Regions from separate parts of the Homo sapiens genome. Here region 2 is linked to region 1. A link is an interaction called in ENCODE POLR2A ChIA-PET data of the cell type or tissue named here. Cell type or tissue: MCF 10A. All regions are shown on one strand.

Evidence for each region. ChIA-PET counts read pairs that join two places held together with the same protein. Peaks named below come from ENCODE experiments on the same cell type or tissue, not always from the same donor. Only the 100,000 strongest peaks of a DNase experiment are listed, where the experiment ranks them.
Region 2: POLR2A ChIA-PET joins it to region 1 with 5 read pairs; 2 of 35 experiments call an interaction of 5 or more read pairs at or near these places.

What each region holds. Positions count from the first base shown.
Region 1 is chr6:1,135,562-1,138,061 of GRCh38, reverse strand. No RefSeq gene overlaps it. Among named protein-coding and RNA genes, the nearest start is that of LINC01622, 35 kb to the right of the region's middle. In MCF 10A, no CTCF peak of the experiment used is centred here; a DNase peak (open chromatin) is centred at 1,501.
Region 2 is chr6:1,331,688-1,334,187 of GRCh38, reverse strand. The region is part of intron 1 of FOXF2-DT (FOXF2 divergent transcript); the gene reads left to right. Among named protein-coding and RNA genes, the nearest start is that of FOXQ1, 21 kb to the right of the region's middle. In MCF 10A, no CTCF peak of the experiment used is centred here; no DNase peak of the experiment used is centred here.

The DNA.
Region 1 (2,500 bases):
CATTTTATCCTTCACTTCCCCTTTTGCTGGGTGTTTCCAAAGTCTCCTAGAACTGAGCTAAAACAGTACACTTGACTACTAGAGCTGAAGTTTACACACAATTCTGCAGTGTAAAACTTTTGTTTCCAGTTCTGTATCCTTTAGACGAATTATTCTCCTGTGCTACAAATTCTATAATCTCAAATTTCTGAATATACCGAGAACGAGTGATACCAGGATTTAAAGCGGACCACTGGGGGGTTCATTAGAGTTGAAGATGCTGCGATTAGGTAATATCCCTCTGAAGGATTTTTGCAATTCACTTGATTATACACAGCCATAAGCTATTTTTTAAAATCCTGTTTGCTGGCCGGGCGCGGTGGCTCACGCCTGTAATCCCAGCACTTTGGGAGGCCGAGGCGGATGGATCACGAGGTCAGGAGATCGAGACCATCCTGGCTAACACAGTGAAACCCGTGTCTACTAAAAATACAAAAATTAGCCGGGCGCGGTGGCGGGCACCTGTAGTCCCAGCTACTCGGGAGGCTGAGGCAGGAAAATGGCTTGAACCCGGGAGGGGGAGCTTGCAGTGAGCAGAGATCATGCCACTGCACTCCATCCTGGGTGACAGAGCAGGACTCCATCTCAAAATGAATGAATAAATAAATAAATAAATAAATAAATAAAATCCTGTTTGCTGTAGATAAAGAAAGTCATATTATTTAAGGTAATCACAAAATGCCACACTGCACTGCAGACAAAACTTAGTGTCTCGCTCAGCCAGGTTCTGAGTTGCTTTGTGTTTATCAAACAGGAGGGCATTCGGTGCTCCTGCTCATATACCTACTTGTAAACGTCTCCACAGACCCAGTTCATGCCCCCATCTCAAGGCATGTTTGTGTCCTGTTAAAGTGGTGACCTTATCTTTGTTAAGTGTACGCATATGGCTTGAAACACATTAATGACTTTTCAAAATCATTCAGGTATTTGTGTGGTAATTTCAATTAACTAGATTTCAAAGCAGGTGGGCATGCCGCCAACAGACGGACCAACCCAGGGGTGGAATTCTGGCATTTTCTGTCGCATACCCCATGCCATTAAGGGAAAGTGTTTCAAACAAAAAGGAGGAGTCCAATTATGCCAAGTTGTAAAAGGGGTTTTTTTTTAATGTTCTGTTTTTACAGTAACTTAAGGTTTTGTGCCAAGCCATAAATATTTCTAATTTTAGCTCAGATCATTAATCTCAGACACTGTATGCATCTTTGTCTATTCAATTCCTAAACTCTACATTTTGGAACAGCCTGGAGAGAAGTAGCAGGTCCTCTAATTATCTGACTCTGCACTTGTTCACCAACAGTGCTTCTGACCACTCACAGTTAATCCGCGGCAGCACAGCCAGGCGCCTGTCAACTCTAATGGATTCATCACTATTAATAAGTTAGGCGCCTAATTTCCTACGAGTTGGCACTAGCAGTGACGCTGAGAACAGATCACATGTCTCAGCTGACGTGCTGATTCTTCCCTGCTGAAACGGACCTTTCTGCCAAAGTCAATGAGAAAAACTGACAGTGCTGGATGAGTAACCCTCCATCTCATGCAGGGCATTTGGCAGCTTGCACCCTTTTGCAAAACACAGCACGTTTTTAAAATTCCTCCAAATAACGATGATAATAATAGAGATACTTATCGAGAGGGACAAGACTGGTTTTCATATTTTCTACCAGGAGCCCACAAAAGTAGAACTGATGTTGGCAGCAGCAATTTAGGATCACTTGTCAGTGTAGATCGATTCTCAAGAGCCTGCACCACACTCCACTGCCTGCGTTGTTGGCCAAACAAATGTGTATCATTGACCTAAGTTGAAAGGCTAATTTCTGGTCTGTTGGAAAGGATCGAGCAACTGAGAATGAAGGCCTTCAGCAAGGCTCTTAGCCTCTTGGTTATGGAGAAATGTCTGGAGAGCTGTATACTGGTTTCTATTTGCTCAGTAGCCAGACATGCCTCCTCAAAGTAATGATGTCCAGAGAACTGATGTGATTTTGCAATTTTACTCTCTAGATGACCTGGGCATGCTCTGGGCATTAAGTGCTAATTCAGAAGATGTGTACTCCCAGGAGAGACAGAAGGGTGATGCTGAGACAGGAGACCATCTCTGGCACCCAAGACAAAGCACTGGGAGACACAGCTCTCCTTTGTGTTACATCAGAGGCATGGAGAAATAGGCCATAAAAATTCAATGACCCAGCTTCGCCGGTTGCAAAATTCAGATGTCGCTTTTATAGGGAGGAGTCACTGAAGTTTCAGGGCTCATTCTACTTATTAATTTGTGGAATAAACTGAAGGCTAAAGAAAAGAAAAAAGATATGAGGTTTTTTTTTAAAATACCATCTTGAATTCTTACTTTTTTTGCTGACAAATCCACGTTATGTCTTTAAGTTCAAAAACATTTCAAATTCAAATGTTTGTTTTAGAGTTTAGAAATGCATTAGAAATTTGTATACTACCCAGAATGATCTACAAA
Region 2 (2,500 bases), 200 kb before region 1:
CAGCACACTTCTCCTCACTCAACAGTGTATCTCAGAACCTTTCCACAAGAGCATAAGAATCCACCCATGCTTAATAGTCCATTGTGTGGTTTGTATCATAATGAATTTAACCAGTTTCTTAAATTGATATTAGCAAGTTTTCTCCCCCCATTTGGGGAGATTACAAACAATACAGCAAGACGTGTCCTGGTACCCTTGCACTCTTTGCACAGATGAGAGAACAAACCCTTAGGCTGAATTCTTAGCAATGAAATTGCTGGGTCAAAGGGTATGTAAATTTTACATTTTAATAGATATTGCCAAATTGCCCTGTGAAAAAGTTATATCAATTTACAACCCTATCAACATTATATGAACTGCCTATTTCCTCAAAACCTCACCAACTCCATGTGCTATGAAACTCTTAAATCTTTGCCAATAGGCAATAAATGGCAAATGATTATTGCTGTAATTCATGTTTCAAGTAAGGAAGACAACATTTTTTTGCATTTTATGGACTATTTGCATTATTTTCTGGAATCTGGCCTTGACTACTGTTTATTTTTATTGTATTTTTTTTTTTTAGTTTTAAAAATTGACTTTAAAAGCTTTATCATTACCTTTATTTGTCAGATAGGCCACAAATATGTTTCTCATTTGTCTATTGCTTAAACAAATAGAAGTTTACATTATTTAAAGACTCACACTTACCCACCTTTTCTTAGAAAGCATTTGGGGTTTGTGCCATGCACAGATGAGCCCTGCTTCTACAAAAAAGACTTAGGACTCTTCCATGCTTTCTCCCAGAGTTCTTATGGGCTCGCTTTACACATAGAAATCTTTGCTGTTTTAGACATGTGTTCTGGTGAATGGAGTGAGATGAGGACTGGGTTTGAGAAGATTTTGTTGGCTCCACATGGTTTTGCAAATCAACCTGCTGCTCCAGTGATGACATGCTGCTGAGGGAAGGTTTGGTGGTTCCTGGGAAGTTGAAAGGATCTGGGCAAGCTTTTTGTAAGATCCAGCAGAAGCTTACTCTCTTCTTCTTGCATAGAATATTCTGCTATTGGGCTAGGCGTGGTGGTTCACGCCTGTAATCCCATCACTTTGGGAGTCAGAGGCAGGCAGATCATGAGGTCAGGAGTTCGAGACCAGCCTGGCCAACATGGTGAAACCCCGTCTCTATTAAAAATACAAAAATTAGCTGGGCACAGTGACGCGCACCTGTAGTCCCAGGTACTCAGGAGGCTGAGACAGGAGAATCACTTGAACCCAGGAGACAGAGGTTGCAGTGAGCCAAGATTGTGCCACTGCACTCCAGCCTGGGCAACAGAGCAAGACTCTGTCTCAAAAAAAAAAAAAAAATTCTGCTCTTATTCTGGCTGACCTTTGAAGGAGGTCTCACAGAGTACAGGGAAAGATAGCAAGAAGATGGTGAGAGAAAAATGGAAAACTGAGGGCTCGTGGAGGAAAGGGAGAAACACAAACTTTAAATGGGATTAATCACTTATGTGCATAAACCTTAGAGCTAATAGGACCTATTTCTATTTTGACAATGTAAACATAGAAGACAGAGAATCACTGAGCTGAAAAAAACAATTGAGCAGATGAATTATCTTCATCTTTTTCCATCTAGTTATGCTTGAAAAGAAAATAAGGAGATTAAAAACTTTTTTGTTAGTCTCATTTCAATAACATTTTTGCATTGTATTTTTTGGTTTAACAGATTATTATTATTATTTTTTTTTTTGAGATGGAGTTTTGCTCTTGTTGTCCAGACTGGAGTGCAATGGTGTGATCTCAGCTCACTGAAACCTCTGCCTCCCAGATTCAAGCGATTCTCCTGTCTCAGCCTCCCGAGTAGCTGGGACCATAGGCGCATGCCACCACGCTTGGCTAATTTTTGTATTTTTAGTAGAGACAGTGTTTCATCATATTGGTCAGCCTGGTTTTGAACTCCTGACCTCAGGCAATCTGCCCGCCTTGGGCACTATGTAATCCCATAGTGCTGGGATTACAGGTGTGGGACACCATACCTGGCCAACAGATGAAAATTCTTATGGGAGAGTCAAGGCATCTCATTCGGTATACACCCTAGGTTTTTAGTGTTCCTCCTATAGTTTCTAAATGTGTGGGGTGTTTTCACTTTAAAGACCAAGTAAGTTAATTGCACTAATCAGTAATATCAGAGGTTTATATTTCTTGGCATGAATGGTATGACATGCATGTTGGCAAAGACCTATATGGCTTTGATTTGCAACATAAATAATCCTGTAGATCAAATTCCAGGTAATTTAGTTAAAAGTTACTGAAGGTATTTCCCCCCAAGTGTCTACCTCATGGTAAACTGTGTAATTTGTACAACAATTGTAGGTTGATTGATGAGGATTTGACTTCCTCATTAAAGGTTAAGGTGCACTTTTACTATTATTAATGCTGATTACCATTTGTTGAGTATCCACTCTGTACCATATACTAAATATTTACCATACTCAACAAATAGGTTTGGGTGTGCAGTATA